Linked DNA regions of Homo sapiens: region 2 is linked to region 1. A link is a loop called in an ENCODE intact Hi-C map of the cell type or tissue named here. Cell type or tissue: OCI-LY7. All regions are shown on one strand. Links, peaks and the distances in the headings refer to the core of each region. The heading gives the core; the rest is flanking DNA. Region 1 overlaps SYN3 (synapsin III). Region 2 holds the start of LOC124905107 (a long non-coding RNA gene).

Evidence for each region. Hi-C counts contacts between places; a loop is a spot of excess contacts. Peaks named below come from ENCODE experiments on the same cell type or tissue, not always from the same donor. Only the 100,000 strongest peaks of a DNase experiment are listed, where the experiment ranks them.
Region 2: it touches region 1 in a loop (2.9-fold over the local background); 10 of 110 quality-filtered maps call a loop at or near these places.

What each region holds. Positions count from the first base shown.
Region 1 is chr22:33,015,188-33,031,221 of GRCh38, forward strand. All of the region lies in intron 1 of SYN3 (synapsin III), which reads right to left. It also overlaps the pseudogene ETFRF1P1. Among named protein-coding and RNA genes, the nearest start is that of SYN3, 35 kb to the right of the region's middle. In OCI-LY7, for the core only: CTCF peaks have their summits at 3,244 (motif pointing right) and 3,453; DNase peaks (open chromatin) are centred at 3,274 and 7,214.
Region 2 is chr22:33,121,101-33,137,134 of GRCh38, forward strand. LOC124905107 (a long non-coding RNA gene) reads left to right here and starts at 13,457. Exons shown (of 2, transcript XR_007068072.1): 1 at 13,457-13,602. It also overlaps a transcript of LARGE1 not described here. In OCI-LY7, for the core only: a CTCF peak has its summit at 5,996 (motif pointing left); no DNase peak of the experiment used is centred there.

The DNA of each region.
Region 1 (16,034 bases), core at 2,906-10,905:
TCCAGCCTGGGCGACAGAGTGAGACTCCGTCTCAAAAAAAAAAAAAAAAAAAAAACTACTGTATCTTGGACGAGACTATCCAAAAGGAGCAGACTATTTTAAACGGCGTTTGAACAACATTTTCCTTAAAAACAAAGACGTGAAGAATCCAGAGAAGATCAAAGAACTTACTGTACAGGGCGAATTTGTAATGAAAGAGCTAGAAGCCTTATATTTCTTTAGGAAATACAAAGCTATGAAACAACGCTGTTATTCAGATATCAACAAAAACTAGTTGATCCTTACTACTTTAATTTAGCTGACAACCAGTGCCAGCTGTTTCTGTACACCAGCTATTGTAAAATAATTCTAACTTAAAATGGGAAGATGTACATGTTGTGTAAAAAAATCCCTGAGCTGCCCTACTGAACTAAATAGGTTTCAACTTCTGTTCATACTGAGAGATTTATCAGCAACTTTATGCTCAGTTTTTATACAAAGATAGCAATTTAGCTATACTACCGATTATAAATTAATGAGCACCGAATTTTGAATGAAAATATAATACACTTAATCTTGTAACTTAATAGGACTTAGCCAATTATTTTTAGCTTATTTTTCCATTTTACTGACAAGAGAATGCCACATACTGAACATTTAATAGGCAAATTTTCTTTTCTTTTTTTTTTTTTTTAAGACAGTTACACTCTTGTTGCCCAGGCTGTAGTGCAATGGCACCATCTCGGCTCACTGCAACCACCACCTCCTACGTTGAAGTGATTCTCCTGCCTCAGCCTCCCAAAGTAGCTGGGATTACAGGCGCCCGCCACCACGCCCAGCTAATTTTTTTTGTATTTTTAGTTGAGACGGGGTTTCACCATTTTGGCCAGACTGGTCTTGAACTCCTGACCTCAGGTGATCCACTCGCCTCGGCCTCCCAAAGTGCTGGGATTACAGGCGTGAGCCACCGCGCCCAGCCACAAAATAATTTCTTACACACTTGTTTCTCTTAACTTTTGAAAGGAATCCCTTATTTTTTTCCCCAGTTTGGTACATTAACAGCACATATTCAAGGTTCACTACAAAACAAAGCAGTTCCTGGTAATGACTTAAATGTAGTTATAGAAATAATAATATGTATGGAGTCATTCCTGCTGAACTTGAAATAGCCTTCTGGTGACAGGCATTACATACATAACTATTCAATTATTTCCATTATTAATGTTGCTGCTGCTACCTTTGGGCCTGAAACCAAGTCACCTGTTGTGTATCAATTAGCTTCTTTGATAAAAGGAAATAAATAATGTCATTCTATTATTTTATCATAAAGACAAAAAATTTACATTCCCACTCATGGTGCACAAGTTTTCCCTTTTCTTTACACTCGCTCCAACACTTGTATCTGACATCTTTCTGATAATAGCCATTCTAACAGGTGTGAGGTGAGATCTCATTATGGTTTTAATTTGCATTTCCCTGATGATTAGTAATAATGAGCATTTTTTTCATATATCTGTTAGCCACTTGTATGTCTTCTTTTGAGAAATGTCTATTTGGTTTACTTGCCCATTTTTTGATTGGATTATTTATTTTCTTGTTATAGAGTTGTTTGAATTCCTTATATATTTTGGATATTAGCCCCTTATCAGATGTATGGTTTGCAAATATTTTCTCCCAATCTCTGGGTTGCATCTTTATTCATTGCTTCTTTGCTCTGCAGAAGCTTTTTAGTTTGATGCAATTCCATTTGTTTATTTTTGCTTTTGCTGCCTGTGCTTTTGGAGACACTTGGACAATGTCCAAGAAATAATTGCCCAGACCAATGTCATGGAATTTTCCCCCTTTGTTTTCTTTTAGTAGTTTTATAGTTTCAGGTCTTATATTTAAGTCTTTAATCTATTTTGAGGTGTTTTTTTGTATGATGTGAGATAAGGGTCCAACTTCACTCCTCTGCCTACGGATATCCAATTTTCCCAACATCACTTATGAAGAGACTGTCTTGTCTCCATTGTGTGTTCTTGTCACCTTTGTCAAATTTCAATTGATTGTAAGTGTGTGGGTTTATTTCTGGGATCTCTTTGCTGTTCTATCGGTCATTGTGTATTTGTCAGTACCATGTTTTGATTACTATAGCTTTGTAATAGATTTCAAGTGCCTCTAGCTTTCTTCTTTTGTCTCAAAATTGCTTTGACTATTCAGATTCTTTTGTGGTTCTATACAAATTTTAGGATTTTTTTATTTCCATGAAAAATAACATTGGAATGTTGATAGGGATTGCATTGAATCTGCAGATCATTTTGGTTAGTACGGACATATCATTCTTCCAATCCGTGAACACGGGATACCTTTCCATTTATTTGTGTCACTTACAATTTCTTTCACCAATGTTTTATAGTTTCCAGTAAGAAGGTCTTTCACCTCCTTGGTTAAATTTACTCCTAAGCATTTCATTTTTTGGTGCTATTGTGAATGAAATTGATTTCTTAAGTTCCTTAGCAGTTAGTTTGTTGTTAGTATAAAAAAATGCTACTGATTTTTGCGTGTTGATTTCGTACCCTGCAACTTCACTGAATTTGTTTATCGGTTCTAACAGGTTTTTTTTTTTTTGTAGAATCTTTAGGATTTTCTATATTTAAGATCATGTCATCAGCAAACAGAGACAATTTCACTTCTTTCAGGAGTGATCTTTAGGCTGAAACATAAAGGATGGGGAGAGAGAAGTGTATAAGCAAAGGCACTAAGGTAGGAAAAAGCAAGGCACATTTGAAGAACAGAGGGATGGCCAGCTCCATCAGGAAGTTAGAACAAGATTCTTGTAAGAGAATGTTTAGAAAAGCAGAGAGGGGTCAGATCATGAAGGGCCATGTTGAAATCAATTTTGATTTGAAGCCAATTGTGAAAGTAAGCCATTGGAGGGTTAGAGACAAGAGGGATATCTGGTCTACCTGGCCACTGTGTAGAAATAGACCTAGAGGATGTGTCTATGAAAGGAGCCAGACAGGTTAGAAGGCCGTTGTAGTCATTTTGGTCCACAGATGTGAAAGTGGGGAGCTGGATTATGTAATTTTCAAGGTCTTTTCCTCTTGAATCATTAGGACAGGACACAGGATATCGCTCCAATGCCAAACTTAATCTGATGGCAAGACAAGGTGCGGATGAGAGGGATTCTGGTGAAAGCCTAGGAAAAGACAGGAAGGCAGGGAAGACGGGCTGGGATAGAACCCAGTAGGCCCCGTGGGTACCCAGCCCCATGCTGCCCTAGCACTAACCACTAGAGGGCAGGAGTGACCAGACCAGACAGAAAAAGAGACTTTATAAGGCAAGTTTGCAAGCTTACTTCTTGGAGGCTGTGGCATGAAGAAAAACTTCACTGGGAAAGGTTAAATAAAGGATGAAAGACTTTCCATACTTGATGGTGAAGCCAGAACCAGAAGTAAGGTGAAAATCATAAGGATACGTTTTGCATCAAAGCAGGAGGAATGAGAGCTGCCCCACAGCGGCAACAGCTACTTTGAGAAGAGATGAGCCACTGATCAGCCTGGACAGGAGAGTGGACATGTCTGCTTGGGTGACTCATTGACACCCCAAACTTCTTTCCTTGCTCACCCTCAGATGAGTTTATGCACCTGGGTTCCCCACTTCCGGAACCCTGTGACCCATCCACTCACTGAGACCTGAACCTAAGTCTCACACTTTGCTCCTCCTTAACCCTGGTGAGTTTCAGCCACTCAATCTCCAAGTCCTGTCAACTCTGTCTCCACTAACATCTTCAGCATCATCCCCTCCTCTCCATCATTCCTACCATAGACTTGGTTCACGTGCTGCTAAAGCTCTCTCCCCTTGCCTATTACAACAGGCTCCTAATCAGCTCCCTCCCTCTAAGCTCAGTCATTCAGTCAACTTTCCACAGAGCAGAGAGAGCTTTCCAAACTACAACCCTAACCAGAGGAAGCCCCCTCGTGACTTTCCACATATCCCTAGGATAAAGGACACACTGTAACCCAGAAATACCTTAATCATTGCCATCTTCTTCAAGGTTTTCCTTGCTACTTTGGCCATGCAGGATGAAACTCTTCTAATGAGTCATGCTCTTCCAAAAGTCCATATCCTTTGTATATACTTTTCCCTCTGCCCGGAATACTGCATCTTATTCCCCTTTTCCTTCACTGCCTGGATACCTAGAGAGGCCATGAAACCTGTAACTGGGAGCACAGGTTTCAAAGGCAGACAGACTCTGGTTCCAATCCCAGCTCTGCCACTTACTCATGTAATATCTATGAGAGTTGGGGTGGCTTATTCAACCTCCGTGCCTCAGTTTCCTCATCTGTAAAACAGGAATAAAAAATAACGGCTACTTTACAAATTGATATGAACACTGAATGAGATAACTGATGTGACACAGTGCAAGGCCTGACATGTCAGGCACTACATGTACTAGCTCCTGCTGTTATTTATTTATTACAGTTGATTTTCTTGTTGTTGTTTGTTTTTGGTTTTGCTTTTGTTTTTGAGACTGGGTCTAGGCTGGAGTGCAGTGGCGCGATCTTGGCTCACTGCATCCTCCCGCCTCAGCCCCACAAGTAGCTGGGACTACAGGCACGTGCCACCACCCCCAGCTAATGTTTGTATTTTTTGTAGAGGAGGGGTTTCACCATGTTTCTCAGGCTGGTCTTCAACTCCTGAGTTCAAGTGCTTGGATTGTAGGCATGAGCCACCACGCCCAGCCCCATTGCTTATTCTTAGCAATCCACATGAAGCTACTGGGAAGATCAAATGAAAGAATGCACAGACGTGCTTTTGAAATAATGAATGATTATACAAATAATAGTAATGAAACATCGTTTTTAGTAGTGGTATCTTTACAATATCATCAGGATGCAGAATTGTTATTCCTGACTTCAACCATCCCTGAGAGTCATTAATGCTTAGAGACTCTGAACACAGAGGCCCCACAGTCACATAGAGGCCCCAAAGCATTTAACCAAACACCTTCAGATTTAATTCCTCCAGAGGAGAAGTATTCAGTTGAATAGTTAACCATGGAAACGTGTTTGTTCACATAGACCCAATCCTAGGAAAATGGAGAAAGTGGTGAGGTTTATTTCTGGATCCTGTACCTCTTTCAAAACCCATCTTCCTCACTTCTTCTTCTTCTCAATACCTCACCCCTAAGATCAGATCTCTTGGCAGGACCTTGTCATTGGAGCCTCTAATTCAGAGAAGCCTCAGGACATAGGAGATGGGGTATTTAAGAATAAGAGAGGGTGTCTGAAGAGGAGGACAGGCCAGATGCCCAGCCCAGAGTACCAGCACCTCAATACAATCACGCTATTAAAATGATTCTTCCAATGGTATAAGGTATAAGGCCTGAAAGCAATCTTTTTGCTCAGTCTTTAAGATTCACTGAGGTGACTCTATTGATGATACTTTGGGCACCATGACAAGCAAAAGGGGAGAAATTTCTTTTGCAAGATTGGGTCATACAAAAGGCCAACCTATACCACTTTGAAAACAAATCCTATATAAAAGGGACTCTTCAAGTGCAAGCCCCCTCCCAAACCCAGGCTAAGGACTACAATGGCCTCAGCACTCTGGTGCTGGACACAGGTAGACAGAGGCAGTAAGCTTGAAGGTTAAGTTCATGGATCCTGGGACCAGGTTGCTTGGGTTCCAATCCCAATTTTGCTATCTACCACCTACAAAGCCTCGAGAAAATTACTTAGCCTCTCTGTGCCTCAGTTTTCTTATCTGCAAAATGGGTATAATAGTACCTACCTCATAGAGTTCCTGCAACTTAACATATGCCAAGTATCTAAAACAGTGCTTGGCACATGGTAAACAATCTGTGTCAGCTGCTATTATTATTCCGATTTTTTTTTAGACAATGTGTTTCCCATTGCCAGAAAGTCTGACAGTGTGGTTAGTTTGGAAGGCAACACGGCAGGTGCAGTATTTACATGAGAATGAGCTTTGGCATGGATCTGACTTTGAGCCCCACCTCTGCCTCTTGCAGCTCAGTGACATCTAAGTCACGGGTTCTTCATCTGCAAAGTGGGGATACCAATACCCTGCCCTTCCTACTTCACAGGTCTTTGAGCAGACCAAAATCAAGTGCACTAAAGTGCTTTTCCAAATGTTTATTTTTTAAGTTAACATAGAATAAAATAGACTTTGGGGGTGTATAGTTCTATGAGTTTTAGCACATTCAGGGAACCACCACTACCAAGATATGGAAGAGTTCCATCACCCCCCATACAATTGCTTTTTAATCTTGATGACGTAGTGTTTCACAGCCTAACACCTGGCTCTCCTACAATGGTACATTAGATAAGAAATATTCAAGGCCTGGCACATTTCTTAGATAACAAAGAAAGAAGATGAATTCCAGTGATTGAACTTCCTGTGCATTAGTTGCCTTTGCACTGTCTGTTCCTTCATCTGGAACTCTCTGTCTACAGACACATGCGTGGCCCACCCACCTCTCCCTCAGGTCCTGCTGAAATGTCACATTCTCAGTGAAGCCTCCCCTCTGACTGCCACTGTCTGGTACTTTGGATCCTACTTGTTCTTTTTTTCCATAGCATGCACCATCTTCTATAAACTATATACTGTAACTTATTTTTTTTTTTTTTTTGCTTATTCTTCATTTTCTGTTCCCTTTCATAGAATGTAAGCTCCCCAGGGAGAGAGACCATCGTCTGACTTGTCCACTGATGTACTCTAAGCACCTAGAAACAGTGCCTAGCACATAGTAGAGGTTCAATATATATTTGTTAAGTAAACCTGTTTAAAACAACAAGGATGAAGTTAAACTATCTTCACTTGTTGTTTGGGAAGATTAAATCTGTGATTATACAAAAGAAAGCAGCTGTCACAGTGCCTGACACATAAACCTAAGTTGAACGAAAATTGGAATAATGCAAAGGACTGACTGATTCTCCCTGTCCCCCATGTAAACACAACACGGCTTATAAATTCTCCACTCGATGAGGGCTAAAACAATTTTTTTCCTTCCCTATTAGGAATCAGTATTTAGGTAATTAATCCTGAAATGCTAAAATCCCCTCTGCACAAGCAGAAAATTTTAAAATTCATGGAGACAACATAACCTGGGCTTTAGCAATGTATTAATGAGCATAGGCAGTGAAGTCTAGGGACAGGCTGAGAACTCCGTAGACTGTGTCACTCCAGCTGCAAAGCTAAAAGATGCTTAACTTCCTGAAGAGCAGGTCCAACATGCACCTGCTGAGGAAGCAGCTCCATCCTGCTCCTTTCTCACACACAGACCTGCTGGCCCTTTTGACCCCAAAGCTCTTTTCCAGCCACATCAACAGGAAAACATGCACTGTCTTTGATGAGTTCAAATCCACCCACACAGGCCTTGATCTCCTGTGGGTAGCATCATTGTTCTCGTGAGTGGGACACCGTGGGTCCCCAGACAAGAAGAATTTGGGCTTTGGAAACAGGATTTGTAGGTGAGTGAGCACAAACAACTCCCTCCTCTGGTTGGAGAACACCCCAGGGTGTCAGGAAATTTTGTGGGAGAGGGTCTCCTCGAAGTCAAGAGAGGAGACGAGATTCTTCCATTTATTTGCAACCACTCCCACAAACTGAAATATATTCAAATACAGAAATGCCAAAACAAGGTCCCAAAAAATTTTCATGTAAATGAACACTTACCTTTAGCAAATTAAAGCATTTAACTTCCTAAGATTATAAGGTAACAATAACTGAATTTTCCAAAAAATATTCACAGGATTTATTTACGAACAGAATTTATAGAGCCCTACAGGCAGCACTAGCCAGGACTGGGGCCCAAGCTTTGAATTATCTAATAATCATGCTGGATTGCCTCTAGCTTATCAGGACCCTCATCTGAAGGTCATGTCAAAAATCTAAGTGGCCAGGCATGGTGGTTCATGCCTGTAATCCCACCATTTTGAGAGGCCAAGGCAGGAGGATTGCTTGAGTCCAGGAGTTTGAGACCAGCTTGGGAAACGCAGGGAGACCCTGCCTGATACGGTTTGGCTCCGTGTCCCGACCCAAATCTTACTTGAACTGTGAAAATCCCCATGTGTCATGGGAGGGACCCAGTGGGAGGTAACTGAATCATGGGGGCAGGTCTTTCCCATGCTGTTCTTGTGGTAGTGAATAAGTCTCATGAGACATGATGGTTTTATAAAAGGGGAGTTCCCTTGCACACACTTTCTTGCCTGCTGCTATGAAAGACATGCCTTTGCTCTTCCTTGACCTTCCACCACGATTGTGAGGCCTCCCCAGCCATGTGGAACTGGAAGTTCATTAAACCCCTTTCCTTTATAAATTACACAGTTTCAAGTATATCTTTATTGGCAGCATGAGAATGGACTAATACACAGTCTCCACAAAAAAATCAAAAACTTTGCCATGGGTGGTGACACATGCCTGTGGTCGCAGCAACTCAGGAGGCTGAGGTGGGAGGATTGCTTGAGCCTGGGAGGTTGAGGCTGCAGTGAGTCATGATTGTGTCTCTGCACAATCTGCATGATTCTAAACACTCTGGGTCACAGTGCGACGCTGTCTCAAACAAACAGAATCCAAATGGAAGCCCTTGATAAGGTGAGGTCTGGAGCTCAAGTGTCACCTGGGCCCCTCTGTGATTGTTGCTCCAGATGAACCCTTCAAAATAAATTTCAATGATTTTTAGCAATACTCACCTACTCTAAAATCAATCATATATGTATTCTAGTCTATCTCACAATATTATTTCTGGACTTTTTGGTTCCAAACTGAAGCTGGAGAGGTGTCCACCTTGGTGATCATCTAGAACGCTGGCCTCTCTGGGCTAGATCCTCTCCTGAGTGTGGACACTCAGGATACCATACGTTCCCTGAGCAAGGAAGGCACTCTCTCAATGACAGCTCTTTCCACGGGCAGCAATGTCTGCCGGGCACAGCCTCCTTCTCTTTTGTGGCATGACTAGGTCTTGTTGTTTCTCAGAACTCAACTCTGTATCAATCATTCAGAATGGCTTTCCTGACCACCCACCAGCACCCTCCAGACTGGGTATGGTGGAGTGCAATTCCAGTGTTCTTAGAGGCCACTCTTGAGCTTCTTTCCATCACAGACCTATGGCTTTTTTAATGTAAGCATCAAACTCTAATATGCGCCCATATCATCTGGGGAACTTTCTCACCAATACAAATTCCCAGGCTTCCTCTCCAGAGGCTCTGATTCCACAAGCTGGAAAAGTAGTAGCCTGGAATCTGCATGTGATCAAGCTCTCTAAATGACCCAAATGATTCACTGCAGCTGGTCTTGATCTCCAAAATGGGACACTTGTCCCCTAGGGATTTCCAAGATGGTACATTGGAGTACAGGGAAAAATGGTTAGCACTTTCATTCCAATCTTTGATCTCACCCTTAAATTTCTTTTTGGCATGTACATTTTATGGACACAATATATTAGTAAAGTATTGTCAATCTTAAAAGACACTAGAGAAAAGTCTCTCTAGCTATGTTGGGTTTGTCCTGGAATACAATAAAGATTATAATCCGGAATGCATGAAATGACAAGCCACCAGTGCACTCAATGAGGGAAGGATAAAGGGGAGCTTTTATAGCAATGAGAGATTTACATAAGCTGCTTAGAAAGACAGTTCATTGGTTCCAGAGGCTGTTGTTAGTTCGTTGGGGGAGATGCCGTTACTGGGCAAGTGTTCTTCCGAGAACATCTTATCTGAATTACTGCAGTCCTAAAGAATGTCGAGTGATTTATCAAAGCAGGAGATGCGTGAAGGACGTGAAAGTGATTTTAGAAAGTCCTTGAAAACAGTTCTCATCTCAGACAGGTAAGTATGAGTCTCCTCTCCTTTCTGGCCCCATTTTGTCTGAGTCTGACAAAAATTATTTTGGTGGGCACAGTGGCTCATGCCTGTAATCCCAACACTTTGGGAGGCTGAGGTGGGTGGATCACTAGGTCAGGAGTTCAAGACCAGCCTGGCTAGCATGGTGAAACCTGGTCTCTACTGCCAGGCATGGTGGCTCACGCCTGTAATCCCAGCACTTTGGGAGGCCGAGACGGGTGGTCATGAGGTCAGGAGTTCGAGACCAGCCTGGCCAATATGGTAAAACCCCGTCTCTACTAAAAATACAAAAATTAGCCAGGCATGGTGGTGCATGCCTGTAGTCCCAGCTACTTGGGAGGCTGAGGCAGAAGAATCGCTTGAACCCAGGAGGTGGAGGTTGCGCCACTGCACTCCAGGGTGACAGTGCAAGACTCCGTCTCAAAAAAAAAAAAAAAAAAAAAGAAAGCTGGTCTCTACTAAAAATACAAAAATTAGCTGGGCATGGTGGCAGGTGCCTGTAATCCCAGCTACTCAGGAGGCTGAGGCAGGAGAATCGCTTGAACCTGGGATGCCGAGGCTGCAGTGAGCTGAGATCGCACCACTGGGTGACAACCTGGGTGACAGAGCAACACTCCGTCTGGAAAAAAAAAAAAAAAAGATTTCATCCTGGTATCTGCAACTTTCTCAGTATTCATGATTTATAAATAAATATGCTTATGTTGGGGAGGGCAATTTACAGTTTGAATTATTAGCCACAATTCTTCATCAGCCCCCAAGGTCTACAGTTTGCCAAGTGAGTTTTCAGTTCTCCCAGTAGAAGCTGAGTGACTCTCCTGCCCACTGACTTTGGGTAGTCATGTGACTGCACCAGGCCCCATCATGTGACCAGTTTTGATTAATCAGGGGAGCCTTGATAGTGACCAGTTTTGAACCATGAGCCAAAGAGACGTCCCATGTTTCTACTTGCCCTCTTGCACCTCTGTCACTGCCATGAGAAAAGCATGTCCTGGCTGTCCCACGAATCCAAGGAGCAAGTGAGAGGAGACCTGGACTCAAGCTGCACCTTAGAGCCAACTAGATGGCTGCATCTTAGAGCCCAGCCAAGAAGAGTGAACTCCTAGCCAACCTGAAGGCACATGAGCAAAACAAATCCCTTTCATTCATGCCATTGGGGGTCTGTGTTGTTTATTACAGTAACTCTTGATAGTGAACATTGGTTCAGATCTCAGGCTTGCTGACGGTGTATCTGTATTTCAGCTTTGAACCCATAGCCCCTTGTAGGCCCTTAGTTAATAACAGAATAAATGGAGGTTTTCTCCATTTTCTGGGAAAATTCTGATTGATACTCTCTGTGGCCCTGTCTGAAAGGGTTGATGATCAACTCACTTTTCCAAAACCAGCCACCAGGACTAAGGCTCCTGGAGTGCTCCAGATCACCTTTTTTGCCAGTCAGACTCAGAGCTTGATGTCCAATGGTACCCTGGGCTGTTGCATTATCTTCAGGTCAAAATACTACACCCTATTACCTGAAAAATACAGTATCTGACTGAACCAAGGGCTGACCTTAGCCTGGGTTCCTCATTTTCCTTTGACCAGTTGGGCTCTCTATGAAGCCAGTTCCCAGTAATCCGGTGAGTCCCAGTGTCTAGGCTCTGCCTTGAATCTCACTCCTTGACTGGTCCTGTTGCCCCTGGGAGGACCAACTCCCCAACTCCTAGTTCCCAGAGCTATGGCTGCCATGCCCATCGACCTGGTTGGGAACCCACACCCTAGCCATTTCCAGAATCAGAGCTGAAAATGCTCCCTCAATCCCTGACAAAGAAAACCCAGAAAGCATTGGTATCCTGATGTTGTTGAGAAAACGTGGCGACTGTATACTGCACAAACTCCATCTTTTCTGTTTTTATCCCATTAGAAAAGGGCACTTCACCAGAGGCTCGTTCTTGGGAACTCCGTCTTTCTTCCCTTCTTTATTTTCTTTCCTTCTTCCCTCCTGCCTCCCTTCTTTATTTTCCTCCTTCTTGGTTCTGTATCTTCCATTTCTCCATTAAATCAGAGCTGCTTTTTCAGGAACTAAATTTGAATCTGAAACAGACTTGAGAGTTGATGTGATTTCTTACTCAATATAGAACTTCCCTCTATAGTGTTTCCAATGTCAAATTCATTGCTGTCATTTACTGAGGACCTATAAAGTGCAAAACACTCTGATATATATCTATCTACATATATATATATGACGTATATATTCTAATTCAGGTATTAACTAGAATCTGTCATGTAGGTATTATCATTTCCTTTAAACAAACAAAATGAAAACTTCAGGCCGGGCACGGTGACTCACGCCTGTAATCCCAGCACTTTGGGAGTCAGAAGCAGGCAGATCGCCTGAGGTCAAGAGTTTGAGACCAGCCTGGCCAACATGGTGAAACCCCATCTCTGCTAAAAATACAAAAATTAGCCGGGCATGGTGGCTCACGTCTGTAATTGCAGCTACTCCAGAGGCTGAGGCATGAGAATCACTTGAACCCAGGAGGTAGAGTTTGCAGTGAGCCGAGATTACACCACTGCACTCCAGCCTGGGCGACAGAGTGAGACTCTGAAAAAAGAAAGAAAGAGAGAAAGAAGGAAAGACAGACAGACAGACAGAGAGAGAGAGAGAAAGAAAAGAAAGAAAAAGAAAGAAAAGAAAGAAAGAGAAAGAAAGAAAGAGAGAGAGAGAAAGAAAACTTCACAGGGGTTAAGTTCCTCATCCAAGATCAAATAGTAGGTCAGTGGCAAAAGCAGAGCTCACTTCACACATTGTTGTGCCGAAAATTCTCAACTAGAATCTTCAGAGGATCCAGTTCAACAACTTCATTTCATCAGTGAAGAGACAAAGAGCTGAGCAAAGAGAGGTGAGTTTTATTGAACGTTGGTTCATTTCATCCTCATAACAACCTTATGAGTTGTACAAATACAAACGCTTATCAACACTCTTTGCATCTAACAGACGTGAAGGCTGAGGCACAGGGAGATGAAGTGCCTTCCCCAAGGCTGTGTGTCTAGTTCAGTGGTGGAGCTGGGATTCAAACCCAGGCAGTCTAGGTCCTGGGTCCAGTTTTAATTACAGAATGTTGCCTTCCCGGGACACATACCAGATCAGAAGCAGACAAGGACAGAGCAGAGAGGAATCCCAGCCCGTGGTTTCCACAGCCTGCCCTTTCCCCTCCAGCACACTGGCTCCAGTCTCATCATCAGTGAGGAGCACAAGTGGAAATCCAATTCCACATAAGTGGAGGGAGCAGAGAGTGGGACAGCCTCAGGATTTCCCTGGATTTATCACAGCTCCTTCCTCCTCAGCGCCTAGCCCCGAAGCCATCTGTGGGGAATGCTAATGCGCACCAGCTTCAGAGAAGGCCGTGCTGCTGGCCTTTCATGTGACTTAGGGGAAGGCTGAGGATGCAGCTGCCCGCACAGCCAGCAAAGCATTTGAATTGCTGCTGCCCTGCAAAAGGCAGATCATCTTTCCAGGGCAACCACGGCCCAGATTTATAGCCTGTAATTTCCAGTCTCCAGGCTGGATGATCCATGACGCTTGCTGGGCAGAGGAAGGGATTAAGCAGCAAGGAGGGGCTGGCACAGCCCACTAGGAAGTATAATAAGAACCATGATGGTGGTGGTGGTGGTGGTGGTGGTGGTGGTGGTGGTGGTGGTGGTGATGGTGGTGGTGGTGGTGGTGGTGGGGTTGCTACCATTAACTGAGCCTCTTTTAAGAATCAGGCACTGTGGCCAGCACGGTGGCTCACGCCTGTAATCCCAGCACTTTGGGAGGCCAAGGCGGGTGGATCACGAGGTCAGGAGATCGAGACCATCCTGGCTAAGACAGTGAAACCCCGTCTCTACTAAAAATACAAAAAACTAGCCGGGCGTGGTGGCGGGCGCCTGTAGTCCCAGCTACTCGGGAGGCTGAGGCAGGAGAATGGTGTAAACCCGGGAGGCAGAGCTTGCAGTGAGCCAAGATCCCGCCACAGCACTACAGCCTGGGTGACAGAGCGAGACTCTGTCTCAAAAAAAAAAAAGAATCAGGCACTGCTCAGACAGTCCCTAGATGATCCCCAACTCTCACGACAACCCTGGCCAGGAAGTCAGGAAGTGCTATCACCTCATTTTACTGATGAGGACACTGAGGTCCAAAGATGACTTTTTTTTTTTTTTTTTAAGAGACGGGGTCTCACTTTGTTGCCCCGGCTGGAGTGCAGTGGTACAATCTTAGCTCACTCTAACCTCAAACTCCTTGGCTTAAGCAATCCTCCTGCCTTAGCCTACCAAGTAGTCAAGACTACAAGTACAGGCCACCACCTCCAACTTTTTTAATGTTTATTTTTATTTTTGTAGAGACAAGGCCTTGCTATGTTGCCCAGGCTGGTCTGGAACTCCTGGCCTCAAGAAATCCTCCCACCTCAACCTCCCAAAGCGCTGGGATTACAGGTGTGAGCCACCATGCCCAACCCTAAAAATGATAAATAACTTACTTATGGTCACTCAACTTGTATACAATAATTACAGCTCTGTCAGGCACTGCTCTGACCCTGAACTCATGCCATCCTCCCTCCAGCCTTAGGAGGTAGGTGTGCTGGTATTACTCTCCCTTACAGATGTGGACATTGAAGCCCAAAATGACACAACTAGTAAGTGTCAGAGCTGTCATTCAAACCCAGGCTCTCTGGCTCTGGTGGTCACAGTCCTAACCACTAAGCAGCACTTTCCCTCCATGGTATTAGGATTACAACCCAGCTCTGACTGAGTCCAGGCCCTACGGATTTTCCATTACATCATCGAGCCTTGGGTCCCCAGGGGCCTGGAATCTGTCTTCTTGGGCTTCAAACTTAGCTCGGTTATACAGAGGCACTTATAGCTCCATTCCCCACGCCCTGACCCTCACACAGCAGGTTCACGTCTCTGTTCCCTCTCTTGGCATGCCCTTCCCTACGTTTTCCTACTTTCTTCAGTTGGCTGTTTTTGACTCATCCTCACTCAGCTCATCACCTCCTCTAGGAAGGCTTCCCTGACGTGAGGTGGTCTGTGTTCCTGAAGTTCCCTGTGCAAACCCATCACTGTGGGTTTGGGGGAAAGGTACCAAGTCTGGCTTTGGACTCTGAGTTGGAGGCAGTTGGAGGCAGCAGCAGGCAGGGCCAGGCACCCCGTCAATGAGAGATGCCTGCGCTGCCAAGATCTGGGAACCAGACCTGACTCCACAAGCCGCTCCTTTCTGCTGGAGAAGAAAACACACGGTGCCAAATAAGTGCCCTCCTTCCTAGAGACAAAGGGGACCTTCTGGATGCCTTGCTTAGGGCTGTGATATGCATGAAGTACAAAGGAAGGCACCGAAATGAGGGGAAAACACCAGTCATCTGAAACACCTGGAGGAAGCTATTGACAGGGGAGGGAGAGCCAGATACATAGAGACAGAGAAGAGAGAGAGGCTGAGACAGACACAGAGAGACAGATATAGAGAGACTGTGACAGAGACACAGAGAGATAAGGCAGAGAGATACAAAGAGACCCACAGAGAAACGGAAAAAATATATAGAGACTGAGAGATAGAGACAGAGAGAGAGAGAGACAGAGAGAGATAGATAAAAATAAACACAGAGAGACAGAGAAACTTATATAGAGACTGATAGAGACAGAGAGAGAGAGAGATACAGAGAGAGACAGAGAGATCAACACAAAGAGACCCACAGAGAAACAGATACACAGAGACTGAGATAGAGACAGAGACAGAGAAACAGAGAGAGAGGTAGAGACAGATAGACAGAAACAGACCCCCAGAGAGAGAGAAACAGATACAGAGAGACAGAGAGATAGTGACGGAGATAGAGAGACAGAGATACATAGAGACAAATAGACACAGAGAGATAGAGACAGAGAGTGATAGAGACAGACAAAGATATATAGAGATACAGAGACAGAAAGACAGATATACATAGACAGACACAGAGAGATAGAGACAAACAGAGACATAGAGAAACAGATAGAGACATAGAGAGCCAGGCACAGAGAACAGGCCCTGCTGAGCACCAGCTGTGGATGTGGCAGCACTCAGTCTTACCACCTTCAGTTGCCCACGGCCCCCTGCCTAAGGCAGGGCAGATGGCCAGCTGGGCAGTGCTTCTGGTGGCTGAGTGCTGCCCTACTGAGTAATTGGGTGAGTTCCCTCTGGAAAGCAGAGAAAGCAAAGTGAATAGG
Region 2 (16,034 bases), core at 2,647-10,646, 110 kb after region 1:
CCTTTTGCCTCTAGGACCCCCTGTATTTGGTTGGGGGAAGGATAATGACATCTAATTGTTGTTCCAAGGTAAATTTACTGCCTTTTGTTTTTTTCCCCCAACAGAGCAGTGGTGGGCACAGCTCAAAAGCATCCTGGCCACCCAGCTGCCAACTGGCCTAGCTGTTTAGAAAAGTAAGCCACTGGTTTAGGATTATTCTTGAGCCTTTGAGCTAGAACACCCAAAGATGTCCTTTGTTTTTAGTCACATAGAGAGTGAAAGGTTTGGGACATGTTCCCAGCATTTCTTTTAGGGTTAAGAATGCCTGTTGTGAGGTTCTGTCCCAATTCAAAGGCTTGTGATCACACTCTTTTAGAGCTTTATAGAGTGGTTTTGATATGATCCCAAACCTGGGAATACAAATATGGCAGAATCTGGCCATTCCCAAAAAGGCACTTAACTGTTTCTTAGTCTGAGTGGGCTGGAGTGCCAGAATGGTCTCTTTCTATTCCTGGGCTAAGGTTTTTGTCCCAGGAATAAACACACATCTCAGATACTTCACCCTTTGGGCAGAAATTTGGGCCTTGTGGGGAGATACCCAGTACCCTTCTGTATTAGTCTGTTCTTACACTGCTAATGTGTGAGATATAAAGACATACCTGAGACTGGGTAATTTATAAAGAAAAGAGGTTTAATGAACTCACGGTTCCACATGGCTGGGGAGGCCTCACTCATGGCAGAAGGCAAATGAGAAGCAAAGTCATGTCTTACATGGCAGCAGGCAAGAGAGCTTGTGTAGGGGAACTCCCCTTTATAAAACCATCAGATCTCATAAGACTTATTCATTATCATGAAAACAGCATGGGAAAGACCCACCCCCATGGTTCAATTACTTCCCACCAGGTCCTTCCCATGACACGTGGGAATTATGGGAGCTACAATTCAAGATGAGATTTGGCTGGGGACACAGTCAAACCATATCACCTTGTTTTCCCAGAAAATTAAGGATCTGGATTGTGTTTCTGTCAGAGGATTTTAATCTTTCCCCTGAGTTATTTCTCTAATCTTGTCATAATTAACTGGCTTGACCACATACTTTTTCATGCCTTCTATTAAATGAGTTAGTATGTGATTTCTGCATTCAAGATCTTAGGAATTGATCTGGAACTGCCTCACCCCCCTCCACACAGTAAATGGTATGGCCTTGGTTACGAGTAGCCACTCCATCTGCATGTTCGTGGGCAGTATCTAGAGTCTTTTTTTCTTTTCTTTTCTTTTTCTTTTTTTTTTTTTTTTGAGACTGAGTTTCACTCTTGTCGCCCAGGCTGGAGTGCAATGGCGCTATCTCGGTTCACTGCAACCTCTGCCTCCCGGGTTCAAGCGATTCTCCTGCTTCAGCCTCCTGAATAGCTGGGATTACAGGTGCCTATCACCATGCCCAGATAATTATTGTGTTTTTAGTAGAGACGGGGTTTCTCCATGTTGGTCAGGCTGGTCTTGAACTCCTGACCTCAGGTGATCCATCCGCCTTGGCCTCCAAAATTGCTGGGATTACAGGCCTGAGCCACCGTGCCCAGCCTGTTTTGTTTTTTTCTATGGCAAAACAAGTGGATAATGATATTGGCATGTCATGCCACCTTAAATCAAAGGACATGGCCAATTTAACAAACTCCTGTACAAACTTCCCTGGATCCTCTGAAAACTGGCCACATTTTCTTGCATAAAGCCAAATTGGACATGGAAAAGGTACATATATTCTGATTTTTCCACCATCTCTGTCAACTACCTGCTGATACGGACACAGGTTTGATTTGAGGGGCTGATACGGGACCCTACTGCTGGTGGTACTGGTTGGGCTTGCTTCCTTGGGCAGCAGGGGGCATAGGCTGGGATCTGTTGGATAAGGGGGAGAAGTTCTTGATGACCTTGGAGTGGAATCCTGTGCTAGAGAACTGGTGGGAACCTTCTTAGAACTGAAGGACTGAGGAATCTCCAAGGCGGGCTTGTAGGCGTTCTAGCTGGAGCAGCTAGGAAGGGGTAATCCAGGATATCTGGGGTAGCTTCTTGGTGCCAGAGGTGTTATGAGCCAGACACATTTTACAGCTATCTCTTAGGTCAGGATCTTGGTAGAGGGCCATAAAGCCTGCACATAAGGAACTTCTCCCCATTTTCCTTTCTTTTTACAGAATAAATCTAATTGTAAAATAGCATTATAACATAAAGAGCCATTTCTAGGCCAAATTTGTTGATTCCCCAATTTGTATTCGACTCAGTGTTGCCATGGAAAATGAGGTTTTTTTCCTCTTTAAATCATCAGATTTGAATTTCCTCCACTTGCCTAAAAGACATCCCGGTGGCAAGGCCTATGGGATGCTCACTGCTGTCCCCATGTCTAGTAAGGATTTCTACAGGAGTTTTGTAGTTAGTCTAAGTCTAGCAAAAGCTTAGTCACATTTTCCTTTCAAATTTTCACTTTTTGCAAAGAAGGTGTAAGTATAGGTAGCAAAGCATTACAAAAGCCAATTATGAGCTATGAATGGGTAGTAGAATGACGAGAGTGAATTCTACAGAGAGCAATGAAAGCATCTTAGTTTGGGCAGAGAGGGGCTAAACAGAAAGTAAACACAGAAGGGAGGAAGGGAAGGGGTGAACAGCATTTCTCAAGGGGAGACCTTGGAAGCTCGGATTCACCACAGAACCTACTTGGCAATGGAGACAACTGTCTGCAGGAGCCAAAATGGTGCCAGCCAGGCTTGTGGAACTGGGTGAAGGCCTGCCTAGGTGACCCCCAGCTTGGGTGGGCTTGGCTGCTAGAGGGGAACAAGTGTGGAGATCAGCAACCTGGTAGGTCCCACATCAGGCGGTGCTCTGGCCACTTGCCTGTCCTCTTGGCTCCACTGCCTGCCAGGATAAATGACGGCTCTGGCCAGGCACGATGGCTCACGTCTGTAACCCCAACACTTTGGGAGGCCATAAGGGGGCGGATCACTTGAGGTCAGGAGCTCTAGACTAGCCTGTCCAACATGGTGGAACCCCATATCTGCTAAAAATACAAAAATTAGCCAGGCATGGTGGTGGGTGCCTGTAATATCAGCTACTCGAGCGGCTGAGGCAGGAGAATCACTTGAGGCAGGAGAATCCAGGAGGCGGAGGTTGCAGGTTGCAGTGAGCCAAGATCGCACCACTGCACTCCAGACTAGGCACCAGAACAAGACTCCATCTCAAAAGAAAAGAAAGACAGAAAGGGAGAAAGAGACAAAGAGACAAAGAAAGGAAAGAAGGAAGGAAGGAAGGAAGGAAGGAAGGGAGGAAGGAAAATGATGGCTCTGAAAAGAGCCTTTGGTTGATGTTACACCTCTCTGCAGTGTTAGCAGCTCTTTGGTATTACAGTCTTAGTGTTACTGCTCTTGCAGTTTTGATGACCAATTTCCTCACCATCTCTCGCTGTCTCACTGATCATTGCCTCTTGCTGTCTCTCTCACTGCTTGCTGTCTCTTGCCATCTCTCACTATCTCACCAACCATTATCTCTCACCATTGCCTCATCAATCACTGACCACCATCCTCTCTTCACTCCTGGCTGACTCATCACCGATGCAGGGCAGATTCTTGGCTTTGCTCAGGAAAGAACTCAAGAGCAAGGCTGGGCGTGGTGGCTCACACCTGTGATCCCAGCCCTTTGGGAAGCCCAGGCAGGAAGATTGCTTGAGCCCAGAAGTTCGAGACCAGCCTGGGCAACATAGCAAGATCCTGTCCCTACTTAAAAAAAGAATTCAAGAGCAGGCTGGTGATGAAAGAAAGCAGCTTTACTGAAGTGGCAGCAGTGTCAAGTCTCTGTGACTGCTCCTTGTGGAGCAAAGCTATCGCATAGGCAGTGAACTGAGTAACAACATATGGGTGGTTTGCGGTCATATTTATATCTACTTCTAATGACATGCTAATTAAGAGGCAGTTCTACTCAGAAATAGCTAGAAAATGGGTGATAACTCTCTGGGTATTGCCGTGGCAAAGGGTAGTAACTTCAGGCATCTCCACGTGTCGGTAAACTGTGGTAGTGTCTTATAGGGATGGGCAGCGAGAGCAACTGGAGGTGCTTTCAGGACCCCTTCCTGGTTTCTGCCAGTCTTCAGTCTGGTCTGGAGATGAGTCCCGCCTGCCTCCTACCTCATGTGGAGTTACTGACACAGGCATTCATTCAACAAATATTTTTTGAGAACTATAATCAGAATTTGGTTAGGTGCTGGGTACACATATGTGAAAAAAATTGACAAGATTACTACCAAGGAGGAATGGGAACACTTATTGAGCATCCTATATGTATCGTGCACTGTATTGAGGCTGTGAAGACGAGTACACATCCTGCTTTCAATTTTTTTTTTTTTTTTGAGACAGAGTTTCACTCTTGTTGCCCAGACTGGAGTGCAATGGCATGATCTCGGCTCACTGCAACCTCTGCCTCCTGTGTTCAAGCAATTCTCGTACTTCAGCCTCCTGAGTAGCTGGGACTATAGGCACATGTCACCATGTCCGGCTAATTTTTGTATTTTTAATAGAGATGGAGTTTCACCATGTTGGCCAAGATGATCTCGATCTCCTGACCTCGTGATCCACTCGACTTGGCCTCCCAAAGTCCTGGGATTACAGGTGTGAGTCACTGTGCCAGGCCTATTTCTTTTTTAAATACATTTTTATTTTATTTTATTTAGTCACCCAGGCTGGAGTGCAGTGGTGCAATCTTGACTTGCTGTAACTTCCGCTTCCTGGGTTCAAGCGATTCTCGTGCCTCAGCTTCCTGAGCAGCTAGGACCACAGGCACCTGCCACCACACTCGGCAAATTTTTGTATTTTTAATAGAGACGGGGTTTCACTGTGTTGGCGAGGCTGGTCTCGAATTCCTGACTTTCGACAATCCACCCGACTCAGCCTCTCAAAGTGCTGGGATTACAGGCGTGAGCCACAGCGCCCGGCTGGAATTTGGATTATTTCTATAACCTTGAGATAAGAAATCCTAGGGCTGGGGTTTGCTTAATGGGCACACAATATATGAAGAGCTGTTATATAAAATGAAGAATGGTCATGTGCTTATGTGGCTGCAAAGGATGGATTTAGGACACGGCTGGAAGTTTCAGGGAACACACTTAGGGTTAGATGAGGAAAATCTTTCGAACAGAGCAGTTTATCAGTGGAAGGATATATTTCTGAAGTAGGAGTTTCCATGAGATTGAAGACATTCAAACCAAAGCTGGAGAGGCCCCTTCTAACGTATGATGAAGAGTCACTCTCTGATTTGTGTTTTGGACTAAATGGCCACTGAGGTCACATTTAGCCATGAAATTCTTTGATTTTATAAACCTTTATATGTTGCATTCAAAAATTTTGTATCGTGCATTGCTATTTTGCTTTGTGTATGTAAATCAATGCTTGCTGAATTGAATTGTGAACTTCCCCAGAGCCTGAGAAAAGGTCTAGGTGGTATATTGAAGAGATCATGGATTTGGAATCTGTTCTAATACCAAAAAGCTATGTTCTTTGTGGGCAGGCTGTTCACCTTCTCTGCAACTCAACTTTCACATCTATAAAATGTATGTAGTAAAATTTAATTTATTCTGTTGCATTGCTATGGGGCAAGACATAATGTGTGGTAAAGCACTTTGAACACAGTGACATACAAAATTGATGCACACTTCATGGAAGTTATATTTGCTTCGCTTCATTCTCATATACTGCTACCCCACTGGCACCTGATGCTGTGGAATGCACAGATAAATTCTGTCCCCAAAGATATTGGAAGATGAAGGCCAAATGCTGGTTGCAATACTGTGGCCCAAGCCAGAGAGTCCATGATGGCTGATTCTTTCCCCAAAGGCAGGGGGATTTTGCTCTGTATTCTGTTATTTCATAGCTCTCTCTTCTCCTTCTTTGCACTATTCCTTCCTGGGATCTTCAGTGTTCTTCACTTTAGGTCCTGAAGCTGCTTGTGTCTGGATCAGTGGTTTCTGAGCACCCTCTAGAGACAACAGAGGGATTTGTTCCATTTGAGAGAACAGATTTTTCCCATCATGTGGTTGCTGGATCAAACGGAACGCATAGGAGCAAGTGAGGAGGACCCAGCTTTCTTCAGCCCAGCCCTCCCTAGCACTGCTCCAGTGGGGCTGCCTTCTCCTATATATCCAATCCCCAGGTGTCCGTGAGACAATGAGCAACCCAGGATTAAGAAAAACGTTCCCTTCTCTTCCTAAGCACAAGTGGTCAGGTGAGAGTGTGTGTCTCAATGGGAACATAACTCAATCTCTAGTGAATTCTGAACAAGACAATGACTCAAGTCCAGAGTTAAACGCACTAAATATGATGCATAAATTACCTCTTCTGACCATCCAGGCGGCATGTCTTGCTCAATCCTCAGGAAAAAGAAAAGAAAAACTTACTCAAGCACCATAAACAACAGAAAGCAATATGAACTCTTATTTTTCTTTAAATATTTCATCTCTAGTTCTTTCTCATATTCAACTCTTTTAAAGTTCCACATCATTCCTGTCCCTAAACAAACTTAAAGTACAACATTCCTATTTCTAGGATAGTGGAGAAGACAGTGAGGGGTAAGAGATCAAGGGACTGGGATGGGTAATAATAAGGAGGGTATGATAAAACCCACTTCAGGAGTGTCACACCTTGAATACATAGCAAAAATGATTGACTGACTGAGAAATCAGACCACATATCCCTTTCTGAAAGAAAATGATGAAATGAATTTCCTAGAGTCATAGAGTGAGATATTGGGAGATAGAATTTCAGACATCTATCTTGAAATTTGTTGAGTTTCTTGGCACTGTAAGTTAATGTTGTTCATCATATCTGGAACATTTTGTCCATTCTCTCTTCATGTGCTTTCTACCCCTTTTCTTTCTCTTCTCTTTCTAGGATTCCCCTCATACATATATTAGTATGCTTGATGATGTTCCACAGATGTTTGAGGTTCTGTTCAGAGAAAAACCTTTTTTAAATTATTTTTCTTTATTCTTTCCTTTTAAAAATAATTGCTAGCTTTGATGAGGCTGCAGAGAAATAGGAATGCTTTTACACTGCTGGTGGGAATGTAAATTAGTTCAACATTGTGGAAGACAGTGTGGAGATGTGCCAAGGAAATCCCTTTGACACAGCAATCCCATTGCTGGGTATATACCCAAAGGAATAGAAATCATTTTATTATAAAGATACATGCGTGGGTATGTTCCTTGTAGCACTATTCACAATAACAAAGACATAGAATCAACCCAAATGCTCATCAGTGATAGACTGGATAAAGAAAATGTGGTAGGCCAGATGCAGTGGCTCATGCCTGTAATCCCAGCACTTTGGGAGGCCGAGGCAGGCGGATCACCTGAGGTCAGGAGTTCGAAACCAGACTGGCCAACATGGTGAAACCACGTCTCTATTAAAAATACAAAAATTAGCCAGGCATGGTGGCAGGCACCTGTAATCCCAGCTACTCAAGAGGCTGAGGCAGGAGAATCTCTTGAACCCAGAAGTGGAGGGTGCAGTGAGCCGAGATTATGCCATTGCACTCCAGCCTGGGGGACAAGAGTGAGACTTCGTCTCAAAAACAAAAAAAAAAAAAAAAAGAAAAAGAAAAAGAAAAGAAAAGAAAAGAAAGTGCGGTACATATACACCATGGAATACTATGCAGCCATAAAGAGGAATGAGATCATGTGCTTTGCAGGGACATGGATGGAGGTGAAAGCCATTAACCTCAGCAAACTAGTGCAGGAACAGAAAACCAAACACCACATGTTCTCACTTACAAGTGGGAGCTGAACAATGAGAACACATGGATACAGAGAGGGGAACAACAATGGGGAGAGTCAGGGGAGGGAGAACATCAGGAAAAATAGCTAATGTGTGCTGGGCTTAATAACTAGCTGATGGGTTGATAGGTGCAGCAAATCACCATGGCACACGTTTACCTATGTAGCAAGCCTGCATATCCTGCACATGTACCCCGGAAATTAAAATAAAAATTTAAAAATTGCTTGCTTTTAATTGATATTTTCTATTTGGTGAGTCATAACCTCAAAACACTACACATTCTATTATTCCATTTATGTAACCTAAGAAAATGATCAAATTTAGTGATGGAAAACAGATCAAAGATTGAAAGGAATTAGGGATGGAGAGGTGACATTACAAAGGGGTAGCATGAGGGAGTTTCTTTGGGATGAAGAATCAGGTTTTTATCTTAATTGTAGTTGTGGTTACATGCATGTATACTCTGATGCATTTTCATAGAATACTCAAAAAAAGAAACAAAAGCAAAATACAAAAGGATATGAAAACTGGTGAAATTGCAATAAGGTTTTATACCTTATTATTATACCAAGGTCAATCCCACGGTTTTGATCACTGTATTAGAGTAATGTAAAGCACGTTGTGCACATGTACCCTAAAACTTAAAGTATAATAAAAAATATATATATACGCACGTATTAAAAAAATAAAAGTCATCGGTGTTAGTCCGTTCTCACACTGCTATGAAGAAATGCCCGAGACTGGGTAATTTATAAAGGAAAGAGGTTTAATTGACTCACAGTTCTTCATGGCTGGGAGGCCTCAAGAAACTTACAATCATGGTGGAAGGCAAAGGAGAAGCAGGCACCTTCTTGACAGGGCAGCAGGATGGATTGAGTGCAGGCAGAGGAAGTGCCAGACACTTAAAACCGTCAGATCTCATGAGACTCGCTATCACGAGAACAGCATGGGGCAAACGGCCCCCGTGATCCAATTACCTCCACCTGGTCCAACCTTTGACACGTGGGGATTAAGGGAATTACAATTCAAGATAAGATTTTGGGTGGGGACACACACAGCCGAACCGTATCATCATCGTGGGAAGTTAAGTTAAAAGCGTATGTGAGCTCTATTATTTTTGCAACTTCTATTTCATTCTAAAACTATTTTAGGGCCAGGTACAGTGGCTCACGCCTGTAATCCCAGCACTTTGGGAGGCCAAGGCGGGCGGATCACAAGGTCAGGAGATCGAGACCATACTGGCTAACACGGTGAAACCCCGTCTCTACTAAAAATACAAAAAATTAGCCGGGCGTGGTGGTGGGCGCCTGTAGTCCCAGCTACTCTGGAGGCTGAGGCAGGAAAATGGCGTGAACCCGGGAGGCAGAGCTTGCAGTGAGCCGAGACAGCGCCACTGCACTCCAGCCTGGGCGAAAGAGTGAGATTCCGTCTCAAAAAAAAAAAAAAAAAAAAAAAAAAAATTAGCAGGCATGGTGGTGCATTCCTGTAGTCCCAGCTACTCGGGAGGCTGAGGCTCAAAAATCACTTCAATCCAGGAGGAGGAGGTTGCAGTGAGCCGAGATTGCACCACTGCACTCCAGCCTGGGTGACAGAGCAAGACACTGTCTAATAATAATAATGTCTTTTAAAAATTCTAAGTCCACTTGCTAAGAGGCCATGCAATGGGCATACTCCAGGCTATCTGTGCAAATCGGTTTCAGAAAAACAAATGCCACTTGCCCAATTGCCTTCTAGTTAAACAATAATGAGGCCACTAGCCCCAGGTCAGGAGAGATCAGAAAAGTAAATACTCAGCGAAATCAAAGTGTTGAACTATTCACCTCAACACCTTGACCCTCAGCAAGTGAGACAAGAACGGGACAGGTGAGAAAGCAACCATCGAGGCCAGGTGTGGTGGCTCACGCTTGTAATCCCAGCACTTTGGGAGGCCGAGGCAGGCAGATTACGAGGTCAGGAGATAGAGACCACGGTGAAACCCCGTCTCTACTGAACATACAAAAAATTAGCCGGGCGTGGTGGCAGTCGCCTGTAGTCCCAGCTACTCGGAGAGGCTGAGGCAGGAGAATGGCGTGAACCCGGGAGGCGGAGCTTGCAGTGAGCAGAGCTCGCGCCAATGCACTCCAGCCTGGGCGACAGAGCAAGACTCCGTCTCAAAAAAAAAAAAAAAAAAAAAAAAAAAAGTAACTATCGAAAAACTTCATCTGTAAGTCATGATGCTTCAGGAAAGTGAAAGAGACCTTCCTATGAGATTTGCAAGTGGGTGTACTGTTTAAGGACTAGAATAATTAAATACATCTCTTATATCAGAACTGCTTTCCCTTCTTTTAACCTGCTATTATAGCCCAAGGTAAGGAACCGTGTAAAACCTACAAAGTTTCTACTTTTGTCCCCATCCCTCTCTGTCCCTGAGTCTGTTCTCTCTCTCTCTCTCAGTGTGCCACTGTGATTCTGTGTTTGACTGTTTTTCCTTTTTTAATGGCCCTTTTCTGCCTTCCTTTATCCCTATTCCCAGATGTTCTCTCATGTCTCATTGCCTATTCTCTCCCTAGCCTCCTGTATTAGTCTGTTCTCACGCTGCTAATAGAGACATACCCGAGACTGAGTCATTTATAAAGGAAAGGGGTTTAATGGACTCACAGTTCCACATGGCTGGGGAGGCCTCACAATCATGGTCGAAGGCAAAGGAGAAGCAAAGACACCTCTTAAATGGTGGCAGGCAAGAGAGCATGTGCAAGGGAACTGTCCTTCATAAAACCATCAGATCTGTGAGACGTAATCACTATCACGAGAAAAGTATGGGAAAGACCCACCCCCAAGATTCAATTACCTCCCACTGGGTTCCTCCCATGACACATGGGAATTATGGGAGCTACAATTCAAGATGAGATTTGGGTGGAGACACAGCCAAACCGTATCACCTCTGTATTAGTCCATTTTCATGCTGCTGATAAAGACATACCTGAGACTAGGCAATTTACAAAAGAAAGAGGCTTAATTGGACTCACGGTTCCATATAACTGGGGAGGCTTCACAATCATGGCAGAAGGCAAGGAGGAGAAAGTCACATCTTACATGGATGTGCAGAAAAACTCCCGTTTTTAAAACCATCAGATCTCATAAGACTCAGTCACTATCACGAGAACAGCCCAGGAAAGACCCACCCCTATGATTCAATCACCTTCCACCAGGTTCCTCCCATGACACATGGGAATTGTTGGAGTTACAACTAAAGATGAGATTTGGGTGGAGACACAGCCAAACCATATCAACCTTCATAACTATTTATTTGTGTATTTACTTATTTATTTATTTATTTTTTTGAGACAGGATCTCACTCTGTCACCCAGGCTGGATTGCAGTGGCACAATCACAGCTTATTGCAGCCTCGACCTTTCTGGCGCAAGGGATCCTCCCCCCTCAGCCTCCCAAGTGGCTGGGGCTACAGGCGTGCACCACCATGCCTCGCTAATTTTTGTGTTTTTTGTAGAGACGGGGTTTCACCATGTTGCCAGGCTGGTCTGGAACTCCTGGGCTCAAGAAATTCTCCCACCTAGGCTTCCCAAAGTGCTGGAATTACAGGCATGAGCCACTGCTTCTGGCCTCCATAACTATTTAAATATAATGTTGAATTAAAAGTCATTATTAGTATTTTTGTACTTAAAAATTTAATTTGGAAGCTCAAGTTTTTATGAAGCAAAAGAGTTTTTACTTTTGATTTATCAGCCTAATAACTCCTCATGTATGATAGAACACACAGCACTTAAATTAAAATTTATTACAGGGAGTCTGGTTGTCTAAGATTTTTTCTGGCCTTTCAGCAACCACAGATTCTTTGGTCCTTCTTTGATGTGTCCACCCTCCTCAAGTAGCAAATCATTTGCTTCTTTTATTCCTCCTTGATTCTCACCACATCACTTCCAGACTGCCCTGGGAAAACGAAATTCTTCATCTATTATCGTGCATGTAACATACACTTTTAAGACGATAATTTATTGTTTCCCGTCTTATACTTTCTTTTTTAGGCTCTGGTTATTGTGTCCTGGGACATTTAGGGCAAGGTAGGAAGCAGAAGCTTCTTTAAAGGTATTTCCCCTATTGGTTTTTATTTCTAAAAGACTAAGGCCATTGAAGAAATTAGGCCTCCTTTATTTCTTCCTGGAGAGAGATGAAACAGTTTTTCCTTTGAGGAAGATGTTGAAGAAGGGATTGTTCATATAGTAAAAAAATATTTCAGGAGATTATGGAGAAAATTTACTGGGTCCTGTAGGAAGAAGAAACAATTACCTGTGCCAGGGCACTTATTTTTATTTTTTTAATACTTTAAGTTCTGGGGTATATGTGCAGAACGTGCAGTTTTGTTGCATAGGTATACACGTGCCATGGTAGTTTGCTGCACCCATCAACCCGTCATCTACATTAGGTATTTCTCCTAATGTTATCCCTCCCCTAGTCCCCTGCCCCTGACAGGCCCCAGTGTGTGATGTTCCCCTCCCTGTGTCCATGTGTTCTCATTGTTCAACTCCCACTTATGAGTGAGAACATGCAGTTTTTGGTTTTCTGATCTTGTGACAGTTTCCTGAGAATGATGGTTTCCAGCTTTATCCATGTCCCTGCAAGGGACATGAACTCATCCTTTTTAATGACTGCATAGTATTCCATGGTGTATATGTGCCACATTTTCTTAATCCAGTCTATCATTGATGGGCATTTGGGTTGGTTCCAACTCTTTGCTGTTGTGAATAGTACCGCAATAAACATATGTGTGCATGTGTCTTTATCGTAGAATGATTTATAATCCTTTGGGTATATACCCACTAATGGGATTGCTGGGTCAAATGGTATTTCTAGTTCTAGATCCTTGAGGAATCACCACACTGTCTTTCACAATGGTTGAACTAATTTACACTCCCACCAACAGTGTAAAAGCATTCCTATTTTTCCACAACCTCTCTCTCCAGCATCTGTTGTTTCTGAGCCAGGGCACTTATAAAGAGAATGTGTGCTGGGTTAAAGATGACTTCTCACTTTAAGCCTTCAATATATTATTTTTCATAGTGATCATAAAGCATTTAATAATTCAATAAGCATATTTAAGAAAAAACCATGTTCAGGGAGATTAAATAAATACAAAAATTTGCAGTACAATGAAAATCAAAGACAATCACTCCTTCAACTAAGTCAGTCCTACACTAGGATGAGTGCTGTGATGAAGGAACCAAAGGAACTAGAGAGGTTCAGGAAAGTTAACTTCCCCGTAAACCAGCAAACCAAATTTGAAACTTGATGCATTTATTTCTAAAGTCAATGAATGATCTTGTGCCAGTACAGGCTGTAAGTCTACCCATGTCATAGTCTGCACTCACAAAGAACTCCCTTTTTTTTTTTTTTTTTTTTTGAGACAGAGTCTTGCTCTGTCGCCCAGGCTTGAGTGCAGTGGTGCAATCTCTGCTCACTGCAAGCTCCGCCTCCCGGGTTCACGCCATTCTCCTGCCTCAGCCTCCCGAGTAGCTGGGACTACAAGCGCCCGCCACCACGCCTGGCTAATTTTTGTATTTTTAGTAGAGACGGGATTTCACCGTGTTAGCTAGGATGATATCAATCTCCTGAGCTTGTGATCCGCCCGCCTCGGCCTCCCAAAGTGCTGGGATTACAGGCGTGAGCCACAGCGCCCGGCCAAGAACTCCTTTTTATTTCCACATTCTATGTTTTAGGATAGTGGTCATACCTGTCTTAATAACGGCAGTCATTGAGCATGTAGAAGTTGCTGGACCTCCAGCACACCCCAGGCCCCCAGAAGAAGTGGGGCCTCCTGGTGCACCAGGTAAGAAGTCTATTTCTTTTGCTTTAAAATGCCCCTCTCCTTTTCTCCTTTTGTTTGGGAATGTCATCCTTCTCCTAGGCTCAGAATCTTGGAAAACTGATCATTGTAGAGTGATCATCAGCCTGAATCATAGATCCAGTGGAAAAAAATGAAACTTCCTGGACCCAGATTTCTTTTATATGTGAAGAGTCAGATTCATAGGTGGAGGCAGATTTATGGTAGGGGCTGTGAAGCAGTTACCACTTGTGATCAAAGAGTGCTGGGGCTGGGTCATCTGCCTGGTTTAGAGCCAGGAAAGAAAGGCAGCAAAAACTTTAGCAGGAAAACAGCCCCAGGAGAAGAGCAGGATTGAACCATATTAACTGGGCAAATAACAGATTATCCTTGGGTTGGCTCTCAGTGAGCACATGGGTGTAGTAGAAGGATTCATCTTAGACACTACCCACTGTAGAACAGGCCTGCAGAAGTCATTTCCTTTCCAGGTTGGCTCAGGAGTGGATGGGACTTGATGCCCCTCTGCCTGTAGCTGAGTAAGGCTGGGTTGGATGAGAGTTTCAGGGAAGTCCACACATTGTGCAAAGTTTCCCTTGCTTCTAATAGAATAGTCACTGGATATCCAGGTGTTGTCCTGCCTTGGGTTCAAGAGGCTATCGGTTTGGTGACTTCCAGTCTCATTTATCTCAAAGATAAAAGACCGAGATCCTTGGATTCAAAATCTCCAGGAAAAACAATATCATTAAATACATTTTAGATTAATTGAAGTTAGGGGAAAATAAACAACATTCCATAAATTTGTTGCTACATTTTTCTAAACCTTCATCATGAGCACAAAGCCTAATCTAAAAGTGAGAAGCCGACCGGACACAGTGGCTCATGCCTGTAATCCCAGCACTTTGGGAGACGGAGGTGGGTGGATCACTTGAGTTCAGGAGTTTGAGACCAGCCTGGCCAACATGGCAAAACCCTGTCTCTACTAAAAATACAAAAATTAGCCGGGCACGGTGGCACATGCCTGTAGTCCCAGCTACTTGGGAGGCTGAGGCAGAAGAATTGCATGAACCTGGGAGGCAGAGGTTGCAGTGAGCTGAAATTGCTCTACCGCACTCCAGCCTGGGCAACAGAGCAAGACTCCATCTCAAAAAATAAAAATAAAACAAAATAAAATAAAATAAAATAAAAGTGAGAAGCCAACAGAAATAAAATAATAGTTTATATTCATTTAGAACTATTGTTTCCCTGACACTGTGGTAAGTACTTTTATTGGATTGTCTCTTTCCTATCTTCTTGAAGTTTCATAATAGTCCTATGAGAATATATGATTGTTTCCTCCTCCTCTATTGTGTGGTCAAAGAAACAGAGACTCAGAGAATTTAAGTAATTGGACTAGGTGCTGGATAATAGGACAATAGGACAGAAGGACAGAATGTGGTTTGCTCTCTTTATAAACCAAAAGTTCATATTCTTAAAAATGATGCTATGCCAACTGTATTAGTCTGTTTTCATGCTGCTGATAAAGACATACCCAAGACTGGGTAATTTATAAAGAAAAAGAGGTTTAGCAGACTCACGGTTCCACATGGCTGGGGAGGCCTCACAATTATGGTAGAAGGTGAAAGGCACATCTTACATGGCAGCAGACAAGAGAGAATGAGAACCAAGTGAAAGGGGTTTCCTCTTATAAAACCATCAGATCTTGTGAGACTTATTCACTACCATGAGAACAGTATGGGAGAAACCACCCCCATGATTATTAATTCCCACCAGGTCCCTCCCACAACATGTGGGAATTATGGGAGCTACAATTCAAGATGAGATTTGGGTGGGGCCACAGCCAAACCATATCACCAACAAAGCAATATTTTTTTTACAATTAACCTAAAACAGATTGATAGTGTTGAATTGACACCCTAATCATTGCTTGGGATGTTAAGGGCAAAACAGGAAACACCTGAGCAAGCATGGGGGATTTAATATAAATCCTGGGAACTTGGGAAGGCAATACAAAGCCTTAAGATGCAATTAGTTTCATGACCATTTAGGTCCAGAAATAGCCATGGTTGAAGTCAAGGATAATGAAGCTTGGGACATGTGATCCAGGGAAAGCTAAGTATATGGATCAAGGCAGGGTGGGAAATAAAGGAGTGGGTATTACCTTCCAAGGTGGGTTGTTTTGAGGGCTCTGTTAGGGGAGGAGAAAACTGAAGCTGATATTAGAACCACAAATATTAAGGTAAAAAAAAAAATAAACTGGAGATCTATATGTCTCAAAGAGAGCTTGTGAAGTTCCATAGCCATGAAATGAATGACTAAATGTGCCCACTGAGTTGTCAGCTTCTCGTTGGTTGTTTCTCATTTTTTCTGGAATGTCCTGGTGCCCCAGGTTTACCACAATATACAGGAGAAATAAGTGAAATGACAAAATGCCCCTGTCC